Linked DNA regions of Homo sapiens: region 2 is linked to region 1. The links are chromatin contacts, found by Hi-C or POLR2A ChIA-PET in ENCODE. All regions are on one chromosome and are shown on one strand. Each heading gives the region's core, a stretch centred on a gene start or an enhancer-like site at or near the end of the contact. The rest is flanking DNA. Distances are from core to core; before and after follow the strand shown. Region 1 has its middle 22 kb from the start of PRDM10. Region 2 overlaps PRDM10 (PR/SET domain 10).

Region 1 (5,639 bases), core at 3,029-5,528:
GAAAGCCAATGCCAGTAAATGTTTAGTCTTTTCTTTGCTGAACGTTAGGGTGTATTGACAAATATGGTATTAGAATCTTGTTAATGGGTGAAATGCTCTGAACTCTGCATACCCTCTTTGGGTTTGTGATATATTTTTTGCTGTGACTTAAATTGTGGTCCATGGACCAGTAGCAACATCACCTTGGAATCTGTTACAAATGGAAAGTCTCAAACCCTATCCCAGAACTTCTGAATTACGATCTACATTTTAAACAGAATCCCCAGATGATTTGTATTCGAATTACAATTTGGGAAGCACTTATATAGCCAATTAAGGAAGTTTATGGCTGTAATCCCAGCACTTTAGGAGGCCAAGGAGGGAGGATTGCTTGAGGCCAGGAGTTACAGACCAACTTGGGCAACATAGCGAGACACCTCCCTAGCCTCCTCACCTACAAAAAAAAAAAAAATTTTTTTTTAAATGATCCAGGCATGGTGGCACATGTATCTAGTCCTAGCTACTTGGGAGGCTGAGGTGGGAGGACTGCTTGAGGCCAGGAGATCAAGGCTGTAGTGAGCTGTGATTGTGCCACTGCATTCCACCCTGGGCAACACAGCAAGGCCCTGTCCCTAAAAAATAAAAAGTTTTTAAAACTCCTATGTCATTAACATAAAAGTCCCTTGGTTTTCAGTAATTATAAGGCAATGATTGTTTCCTTTTTTCTTTTTTTGAAACTGGGTCTGGCTCTGTCGCTCAGGCTTGAGTGCAGTGGCAAAATCTCGGCTCATTGCAACCTCCGCCTCCTGGGCTCAAGACATCCCTCCACCTTAGCCTTCCAAGTGGCTGGGACTACAGGCACGTGCTATCACACCCGGCTAATTTTTGCATTTTTTATAGAGGTAGGGTTGCACCGTGTTGCCCAGGCTGGTCTCGAACTCCTGGGCTGAAGTGATTCTCCCTCCTTGGTCTCCCAAGGTGCTGGGATTACAGGCGTGAGCCACTGCACTGGCCAAGGCAATGATTTCTAGTTTTTGGTTTTTTTTTCTGAGATGGAGTCTCGCTCTGTCACCAGGCTGGAGTGCAGTGGCGTGATACAGGCTCACTGCAACCTCCGCCTCCCTGGTTCAAGCGATTCCCCTGCCTCAGCCTCCCGAGTAGCTGGGACTACAGGTGCACACTACCATGCCTGGCTAATTTTTGTATTTTTAGTAGAGACGGGGTTTCACCATGTTGGCCAGGATGGTCTTGATCTCCTGACTTCGCCCACCTCACCCTCCCAAAGTGCTAGGATTACAGGCGTGAGCCTGCAATTTCTAGTTTTTATGGGGTCTTGGACTCTTCAGGGAGAATGTGCTAGAAACTATTATCTCTCCTCAGAAGAAATGCACATATGAATTTGAAGACAGCACTTTGCATACATTTTAGAGGGATTCAATGTTAAAAACTCGGGTCTTATTTTATTCTCTAACCTGGGGGAACACTTTTAAACAAATCACATGTGGATGAACTGAACGAGTAGGTCATGAACACAATATGAATAGTTGAGATGTTCGTGTGCGTATGTGACTTTTGTGTGAAAAAACAAAATTTAAAAATATTTCTTCTAGACCGGGCGTGGTGGCTCACGCCTGTAATCCCAGTACTTTGGGAGGCTGAGGTGGGTGGATCACAAGGTCAGGAGTTCGAGACCAGCCTGACCAACATGGTGAAACCCCGTCTCTACTAAAAACACAAAAATTAGCCAGGTGTGGTGGCGCGTGCCTGTAATCCCAGCTACTCAGGAGGCTGAGGCAGGAGAATTGCTTGAACCCAGGAGACAGAGGTTGCAGTGAGCCAAGATCATGCAACTGCACTCTAGCTTGGATGGCAGAGCAAGACTACACCTCAAAAAAAAAAAAATTTCTTCTAGAAACCTAGTCACCAGCAATGATTGCATTTTTAGGTATCAGTGATTAATGCTTCTTCTTGGTGAGGAAATAAAATATGTAAACTTAAAAAAATTTGATTGTGTCTTGACTACAGTGAAAAGCAATTGGGTGCCATATTGAAATGTGAAGAGAAGACTTGAAAGGGAAGACACTCAGTTCTCAAGCTCTCTGTTGGTTTTTTTAAATATGATAAGAAAGAGCAGTTAAGAGAACATTTACATTCCATGACCACATGAGTAGAGTAAATAAAAAACACTGCTAAGGAGGAGAAAAGGTCCTAAGATTAAATCCATGCAGGACCAGTCTGTCTCTTGCTGTTTGCTGAGAGGGAACAACAAGCTCAAGCAACTTAAAATCTAAACATGAACTATCAGCCGGGCTCAGTGGTTCACACCTGTAATCCCAGCACTTTGGGAGGCAAAGGCAGGCAAATCACCTGAGGTGAGGAGTTTGAGACCAGCCTGGGCAACATGGTGAAACCCCATCTCTACTAAAAATACAAAAATTAGCTGGGCGTGGTGGTGGGTGCCTATAGTCCCAGCTACTCAGGAGGCTGAGGCAGGAGAATCACTTGAACCTGGGAGGCAGAGGTTGCAGTGAGCTGAGATCATGCCACTGCACTCCAGCCTGGGTGACAGAGTGAGACTCCGTCTCAAAACTAACAAACAAACAAAACCATGAAGTATTATAGTATGTATCAGGGTACAGTGGAGTTTCTCCTCATTTCTTGCTGTCTCTTTTAATGAAGTGTGGTTTTACTAACAGAGAAGGATTATTTTTCTAACCAATAGCACTTAGTTTCCTCTCAGTGTTTAAAACTTTGCATCCATGTCCCTCAAGTATGTCACTGTCGGCTGGGCACTGTGGCTCACACCTGTAATCCCAGCACTTTGGGGGGGGCGGAGGCAGGCGGATCACTTGAGGTCAGGAGTTTGAGACCAGCCTGGGCAACACGGTGAAACCCCGTCTCTACTAAAAATACAAAAATTAGCCGGACGTGGTGGTGGGCACCTGTAGTCCCAGCTACTCAGGAGACTGAGGCAGGAGAATTGCTTGAACCCAGGAGGCAGAGGTTGCAGTGAGCTGAGATTGCACCACCACACTCTAGCCTGGGTGACAGAGCAAGACTCCATCTCAACAACAACAAAGAATGTCACTGTCTTTTTAGTCTTCTCACAGGCTTTATTGCCATATGTGCTGGAAAAATCCATCCAAATTCTTTTCATCTGATTTGCATGAGCAATATCTATTTCTGAGGATTATTCATGGATTACCCATAAATATTCAGAACAATGTTCCTGTAGATCTTAATCTTTGCTATATTTGGCTTAGGGTTTTGTTTTCCAAAAAATTTTCCATTTCCTTTCTCCCATTCATCATAAGATTCTCCCTAGTTTACCATTTGGTCAGCCACGATATTTGCAATCTCACTTGGATCAAATGGGACCATGTATATGGAAGGCTCTGTGTGTTGTAGAACACTATACAGAAAGAAGAGTTTTACTCCAGATAGAAATATTTTGCCCTGTATTGCGTTTTTAAAATTAAGCTTTAAGTAAACAACAAAAAAGATGTCTGAATGTTTCATCAGTGAAAATTCTTAGAAAGTATTTTCTATCTGGCCGGGCGCTGTGGCTCAAGCCTATAATCCCAGCACTTTGGGAGGCCGAGGCGGGCGGGTCACAAGGTCAGGAGATCGAGACCATCCTGGCTAACACAGTGAAACCCCGTCTCTACTAAAAATACAAAAAAAAAAAAAAAATTAGCCGAGCATGGTGGCAGTCGCCTGTAGTCCCAGCTACTCTGGAGGCTAAGGCAGGAGAATGGCATGAACCCGGGAGGCGGAGCTTGCAGTGAGCCAAGATCACGCCACTGCACTCCAGCTTGGGCAACAGAGCAAGACTTCATCTCAAAAAAAAAAAAAAGAAAGTATTTTCTATAATGTTTTCGGGGAGCTGTCATTTAAAACACGAATCATTCATATCTTCTTAGCCTACTCTACTAAAGGTTTTGTGTTTGTTTTTGTTTTTCTCTTTCCATTTTCCTTCCCAGTACTACTTCTCTGTTCCTGTTTGTAAGGAAAGCAAGCAAACCACTGGCCCAAAGTATACAACTGTTTTTCTCTTCCATCCCTATTATGTTCTTTTGTCATTTTCCCTATTATTGTTCAGCTAGCCATCAAGCCAAATTATAAACATGGGGGAAGATGATGGCAAAAGGCCACTGTTGGTTTAAAACAGGCTGGAAAGCAACCTTCTCCAACAAACAGGTAGCAATCCAACACAGGTGAAAGCACACAAAGGGGCTGCTGGGCTGTGACCCATGAACTCCCTTGGGACCAACTGGTGTGATCAGAGGAAAGACAATCGCAGATTGCTCAGTTGTGTTTCCTGCTGTCAGTGAGGAGTAGTGATAATCAAAACTAGGCTTGGCAAGTGAACAGACCATAGGCAAAGTGGTGGAGCCAGTCAAGCGTGTCTGGGGCAGAAGCCTTGACCTCAGGCATTCCAGAAATCATTTCTAACAATTGAGTCATCTCACACATCTCATTTTTTGAAGGATCAAGTTAAGTGCATAGTAGGTTCACCATAAACTTGTATTTTTCTTTGGCATTTCCTGTGATTTTTGTTACTCTTTATGGAAAACTATTAATTTGTATTTTGTGTCTAGTCACCAAACTCTTGTAGACTTAACTGTATACTCTGCAAGTAACGATAATTTTGTTTTCTCTTTTCTAATAATTATCTCTTATTTTTGTTCTATATTTTATTGCATTGGTTTGAATTTCCAAGGCAGTGCTGTTGGTTTGCAGAGACAGGGTTTCACTCTGTTGCCCAGGCTGAATGCAGTAGTATAACCACACCTCACTGCAGTCTCACACTCATGGGCTCAAGCAATCCCAGCCTCAGCCTCCAGAGTGGCTACTACTACAAGTGTGTGTTACCATCCCTGGCTAATTTTTCAGTGTTTTGTGGAGAGTGGGGTATAGCTATGTGTCTGGAATTGGTGGGTTCTTGGTCTCACTGACTTCAAGAATCAAGCCGCTGACCCTCGCGGTGAGCATTACAGTTCTTAAAGGCGGTGTGTCCGGAGTTTGTTCCTTCTGATGTTCGGATGTGTTCGCGGTTTCTTCCTTCTGGTGGGTTCGTAGTTTTGCTGGCTCAGGAGCGAAGCTGCAGACTTTCGCGGTGAGTGTTACAGCTCTTAAGGCGGTGTGTCTGGAGTTGTTCGTTCCTCCCGGTTGGTTCGTGGTCTCGCTGGCTTCAGGAGAAAAACTGCAGACTTTCACGGTGAGTGTTACAGCTCTTCAGGCAGTCTGGACCCAAAGAGTGAGCAGCAGCAAAATTTATTGCAAAGAGAGAAAGAACAAAGCTCCCACGGTGTGGAAGGCGACCCGAGCGGGTTGCCACCGCTGGCTCGGGCAGCCTGCTTTTATTCTCTTATCTGGCCCCACCCACGTCCTGCTGATTGGTAGAGCCCAGTGGTCTGTTTTGACAGGGTGCTGATTGGTGCGTTTACAATCCCTGAGCTAGACACAAAGGTTCTCCACGTCCCCACCAGATTAGCTAGATACAGAGTGTCGACGCAAAGGTTCTCCAAGTCCCCACCAGAGTAGCTAGATACAGAGTGTCGATTGGTGCACTCACAAACCCTGAGCTAGACACAGGGTGTTGACTTGTGTGTTTACAAACCTTGAGCTAGATACAGAGTGCCGACTGGTGTATTTAC
Region 2 (5,901 bases), core at 1,183-3,682, 63 kb after region 1:
TTTGTTTCTTTAAATAATGGCTTTGTTGAGATATAGTTTATATACCATAGGAAACTCACCCTGAATATCTTTGTATATATTTTTAAATAGTACTGCTATATAAGGAAGGTATGCTTTAAAAAAAATCAACTTTATTAGGGTATAATTTAAATGTAATAAAATTCACATATCTTAATAGGTTGATAGCTTTTGACACACATATTCCTTATGTAACCACCACCTCAATTCAGATGCAAGATACAGGATATTCCCATTTCTCCATGAAGTTCCCTTGTGTTCCTTTCTTCTTACATTCACCTGTTGGTGGACGTGGCATTCTTTCAAGTCCCCCCCAAATGGGGATTGGAAGAGTAGGGCGCATGCAGGGTGAATAAGTGTGGTGGGGGGTGCTGCAGCTTGGGGATGAGAATGATAATGTTGAGGCAAAGCAGGAACAGGCACCTGGATGGCTCAGAAGATGGACATGGCATCCTCTCTTTTCCAGAGTTGGGCACAGACTTTCGAAGTTCACGTACCTTCTCTTTCTTTCTTCTTTGGTCTTTATTCTGGCATTGTGGCTGCTGCCCTGTTCACACAGCAAATGTCAAGTGGACTTTTAAAATACCAACATTTTATCATCATCAAAAGGGAAGACTGACTACCTTAAAAAGCCTGTTTTGGGAAGGAATAAGATTTTGAGATGCAGGTATTGTGCATGTTAAAGTTTAGTAAGGCTTTTTATTTGGCCGCTAATCACTCCAACACTGACCATGTGAGAAAAAAAGTTTGTATTTGCATTCACCAAATTTTTTACGCAGAAAATGTAGCTCCCTCCACTTGCCGCCTTCCTCTCATCTTGAGACTTATTATTCTGCTGTTCATTTTGAGTAAAGGTGGTATGGGAAGTTAGTGTCTACAAGGAAAGAGCCTGCATTTGGCATCTGAGAAACTCATTCTCCTCACGACAACTAATTTTAATTAGAACTAATATTTTTAATGAGGATTGCATTAGACAAACATGCACACATTTATGTATACACAAATATATATGCAAAATATATAATTTTATAAGATATTATATATACACACACCCACCCCCAGTGAGTGTTTAGAACATAGCAAGCATGCAATACATTATATTATTATTTTTTTAAAATTTCTTTTTCTTAAATAGAGATGGGGTCTCACCGTGTTAACCAGGCTGGTCTCAAACTCCTGGCCTCAGGTGATCCTTCCATCTTGGCCTCCCAAAGAGCTGGGATTGGCCGGGTGTGGTGGCTCATGCCTGTAATCCCAGCGCTTTGGGAGACCAAGGCAGGTGGATCACTTGAGCTCAGGAGTTTGAGACCAGCCTGGCCAACATGGTGAAAACACATCTCTACTAAAAATATAAAAAATTAGCTGGGCATGGTTGCTCGTGCCCGTAGTCCCAGCTACTCAGGAGGCTGAGGCAGGAGAATCGCTTAAACCTAGGAGGCGGAGGTTGCAGTGAGCCTAGATTGTGCCACTGCACTCCAGCCTGGGCAACAGAGCGAGACTCCATCTCAAAAACAAAAACAACTCCCCTCACCCCCCCAAAAAAACCCCAAAGAGCTGCGATTACAGGTGTGAGTCACTGTACCTGGCCTATACTATTATTACAAATAATGTCTTCATTTTTACATTTTTTTGCCCAGGCGTGTTGCTTTTTGACAAAGCTTTCTTTTATTATTTGTGGTTGAAATTATAATATATTAAAATGTATTTATCTACTGAAAGTCTTGGTTCCTTTTCTGTGTTTTCTCAGGCATGCTGCAGACAGACCTTTCCGTCCTTCATGAACACACGTGTGGTAGACAGATGACTGTCCTGTACCCTGTGCTGCTCTAGGTGTGCCAGACGTGGAGCTGTCCAGTTGGGAGAAGATGGATTCCAAAGATGAAAGCTCGCATGTGTGGCCGACATCTGCAGAGCATGAACAGAATGCCGCACAGGTGAAGACTGGTCTTTTCCAGCTTGGTATTGAGAGGTTTTCAGCTGGACTCAGTTTGCTGACAGCAAAGAAATACAGCTGCTATCTAGTAGTGACTAGTCGTTAGGAGCCGACATGAAGAACTCGTACACAAGGAATAGGGACTGTTTTGGCCCCTTGAATGCTCCATCGATGTGGCTCACCGTGAGTTAGGAGAGCTAGACCACCAGCTATAGGCTTCTCCGCCTTGTCTGCAATTTACTGTCATAATCTGTTTTACTACCCCGCTTTATTTATGTTATTGCTGCTGAAAACCTCAAACTATAGTTTGTTTCTTTTACGTTATCCATAGTAGTTTGGTCCTTTGTGTGTAATGAGTACAGGTATGTCTATAAAGTGAGTGGCCTTTTCTTTTCTTTTTAAATTCAGAATGTAAACCTCTAAGTCAAAGTTGTTCCATTATGAGTCAGCCACTTTAGAGGTTAGTCACTTGACCAAATGCTGCTGTCATCGATGACCTTTGCCTTTCAGATTGCTGCTAGAACCAACCACATGTTATTTTGGCTGTTCTTAGCGAAGGCAAATCTCTGCATTTTTGGTATGGAATTGAATTTGGGATGATTAGCAGTCATATGGAGCCATGTTTTATGTGTGACCAAAGTATAAAACTTAATTTTTAAACATTGTAGTAAACATACACGTGTAATGTTTCATTAAATTACATAACCATAGTACCAGTATCAAAATCAAGAAGTTACATTGAAACATTTAAGTATGCAGATTCTATTTAATTTAAGCAATATAATAAATATACAATAAATAAAATTGGTTATCTGGTATGATTAAAAAGTCTCAGTATGGACCAAATATGGTGGTTCATGCCATTCCCAGCAGTTTGGGAGGGCAAGGCAGGAGGCTCGATTCAGTCCAGGAGTTTAGGACCAGCCTGGGCAACAAAGTGAGGCCCTGACTCTACCAAAAAAAAAAAAAAAGAAAAATTAGCCGGACATGGTGGTGCATGCCTATAGTGGTGCGGTCATGTCTCTAGGAGGTGGAGGCTGCAGTGAACCATGACTGCACCACTACACTCTAGCCTGGGTGACAGAATGAGACCCTGTCACTAAAAATAAAAATAAATAAAGTCTTAGTCTGATTACTTAAAAAAGTTCCACTGATGTTTCAGCAGAGTATATGAGAATTCTGTTTTGTTTCTCCTGGAAATCATTTTGAGGTCATTTCCATGCAGCTATGTATTTTGGTATATCTTATTTATAAATAAAATTGTAGTTCATTAAAAAGCAAAACAAAAGAAAATCTGGTTGTGACACTGCATGACCAGGGCCCTGTCTGTGGGTAACCAGATAGTAGATAGCCAAGGTCAGGGTCCCTGTGGCACTCCTTCCTCCCAACTGGTTCTTCCGCCAGCTGGGAATTCTGATTTAATGAATGATGAAGACCAAGCAGAAAAGCTTGGATAGCTTGTCTGGAGGAAACATGTTTTCCCTTCTTAAGCACTGAAACTAGTTCAAGGCTTTGATGTTAATGAACAAATCGAAAGTCACAAAATTGTCTTATAGCAATTAAGCCTGCTTAAATATGAGCCTAATTTTTCCAATAGACAAACTTTATCTTCCAGACAAATCAAATTTATGTAGAAGCCAGACTAATCATTTCGTGTAGAGGTGGAAGTTTGTTGTATTTCTGTGGTGTTTGATTACATTTTGTCTCTTAGGTTTCCTTCTGGGGATTAAATTAGTTTATATTATCTTGGGGATCTACTATCCTTCACTAGAGAAAACTGACATTAAAAAGTTAGGTCCAAAGCCAAGGCAGTATAAGAGCAAGGATTCCACCCTAAGAGTGCGTGACTTCGATAGCAACACATACATTATTTCTCTCCCAAATGTGTTCTTGGGCCATCTGCTTCCAGACCTTCAATATCAGGCATCAGGCCATGTGCCAAGCTCAGGCCTTCAAGAATTCAATCCTCCAAAGCTGACCACTCAGAAAGTGTTTTACAAAACTTCATTTCTGCTTTAGTTCTTTAGGTCTTGGGAGAAAATTATTTACCCTGGTGACAGCTGAAATAGTTGTCCAGAACCCCCTAAAAGTACTTTATTAGAATTTTCTGTGTCTTCACCTACCCGGCAAGGAAGAGTTCTATTCCATTCATTGATTCAGCAAGCATTTACTGATATGCCTCCAGTATGTCCTTTGTGTATGAAACAACTTGCAGGAAAGAAAGTGACCTGATTTTATTTTATTTTATTTTTGAGATGGAGTTTCACTCTTCTCACCCAGGCTGGAGTGCAACGGTGCGATCTCGGCTCACTGCAACCTCTGCCTCCCAGGTTCAAGCAATTCTCCTGTCTCAGCCTCCTGAGTAGCTGGGATTACAGGCGCCCCCCACCATGCCCAGCTAATTTTTGTATTTTTTTAGTAGAGACAGGGTTTCACCATGTTGGCCAGGCTGGTCCTGAACTCCTGACCTCAGGTAATCCACCTGCCTCGGCCTCCCAAAGTGCTGGGATTACAGGTGTGAACCACCACGCCTAGCCAAAAGTGACCTTATTTTAATGTGTCTGCTGAAAGACACTATTAGTTATAAAATAGAATTCTTATGATGTGTTGACAGCAATTGGCTTTTGAGTCTTGACGTATTTTTTCACACCACAGAGTAATTTGTATGTTTTATTCTGATAGTGTTGTCAGGCAGGAATCTTCAGTGTCGTTTCCAGGATCAATTAACCACGCCCTTATTACTCCCCAAAAGAGTTATCTGCATTGGCCATTTGAGGCAAAGGGGAATTTAAGTCGGTTGCCTAACATTTAGCAGTAAATCAATGACAAGGTCCTTGCATCCTCCCCTAGTCACCACCTCGGTGTAGACAAAGGTGTATCCATCCCCATTCTCCTGTCATTGGGGATCTTTTAGAAACCCAGGTGTGCTTGTTGATCACTTACCTTCCTGATACTGATTTTGTTCTTTGTCTCCTGTTTATGCCAGGTGCACTTTGTTCCGGACACAGGAACAGTGGCTCAGATTGTCTATACCGATGACCAGGTTCGCCCCCCACAGCAGGTGGTGTACACGGCAGATGGTGCCTCCTACACATCAGTGGATGGTCCAGAGCACACGCTGGTGTACATCCACCCGGTGGAAGCTGCACAGGCATGTGAAGGGTTATCTGTTGATAATTTGTCAATTAACTAATTAACCAATTACTTGTGTTTACTTTCTGTCAGTCATTGTGCTAGGTACTGGTGATGCAGTACGTATTCAGATAAGATCTGTGCTCTCAGCCAGGCGCGGTGGCTCATGCCTGTAATCCCAGCACTTTGGGAGGCCGAGGCAGGTGGATCATGAGGTCAGGAGTTCAAGACCAGCCTGGCCAAGAGGGTGAAACCCTGTCTCTACTAAAAATACAAAAAAGTAGCTGGGCGTGGTGGTGGGCACCTGTAATCCCAGCTACGTGGGAGGCTGAGGCAGAGAATTGCTTGAACCTGGGAGGCGGAGGTTGCAGTGAGCCGAGATCGCGCCACTGCACTCCAGCCTGGGTGACAGAGCAAAACTCTGTCTCAAAAAAAAAGATCTGTGCTCTCAAGGAGCTTGTAACCAACTTGGCAGAGGAAGATGTGATTTATTTCTTGACGCTAAATGCAATAAGGAGTTAGAGCATGGGTTCGTATATAGCTCTTCTCTACAGTTGACTAGGTTATGAATTTATTATTCCTAAGTATCAAGAACCAGGCCAAAAATGGCTCTGTGAAAACATACAGATTATTTCAGCTAAATATGTAAGAAAGGGTCCTGCTAAGCTTATTAGCTACCACTTCTTAATAACTTACTGATTTGCAAGGCTGTACTAGAAGCAAAGATGTTTACTGCCAAAAGGCGTACAATTATAGCTGCTTTTATTTTATTTTTTGCCAGTGACTTGCAGTATAGCTTCCAAATGAGTGACACCAAT

The links. A loop is a pair of places that touch in the nucleus more often than their neighbours do. ChIA-PET counts read pairs that join two places held with the same protein, here RNA polymerase II (POLR2A). Pooled maps may share reads with other maps.
Region 2: a pooled map shows a loop between it and region 1 (7-fold over the local background). The contact joins two enhancer-like sites. A Hi-C loop is called at or near these places in 17 of 37 single-sample maps with no recorded cell type and 5 of 50 pooled maps. POLR2A ChIA-PET finds 5 or more read pairs at or near these places in 4 of 52 experiments (B cell, BJ, CD4-positive, alpha-beta T cell and 1 more).

What each region holds. Positions count from the first base shown.
Region 1 is chr11:130,022,115-130,027,753 of GRCh38, reverse strand. No RefSeq gene overlaps it. Among named protein-coding and RNA genes, the nearest start is that of PRDM10, 22 kb to the right of the region's middle. RefSeq lists a silencer at 4,229-4,308. Within about 2 kb of position 4,278, at least 4 of the 41 ENCODE cell types and tissues checked have a DNase peak (open chromatin) inside an H3K27ac peak, as active enhancers do; they include OCI-LY7, where a contact is called at or near this core.
Region 2 is chr11:129,956,947-129,962,847 of GRCh38, reverse strand. PRDM10 (PR/SET domain 10) reads left to right here. Exons shown (of 21, transcript NM_199437.2): 2 at 1,766-1,952; 3 at 4,938-5,102. The coding sequence starts at 1,884. Among named protein-coding and RNA genes, the nearest start is that of PRDM10-DT, 43 kb to the left of the region's middle. Within about 2 kb of position 2,432, at least 3 of the 41 ENCODE cell types and tissues checked have a DNase peak (open chromatin) inside an H3K27ac peak, as active enhancers do; they include OCI-LY7, where a contact is called at or near this core.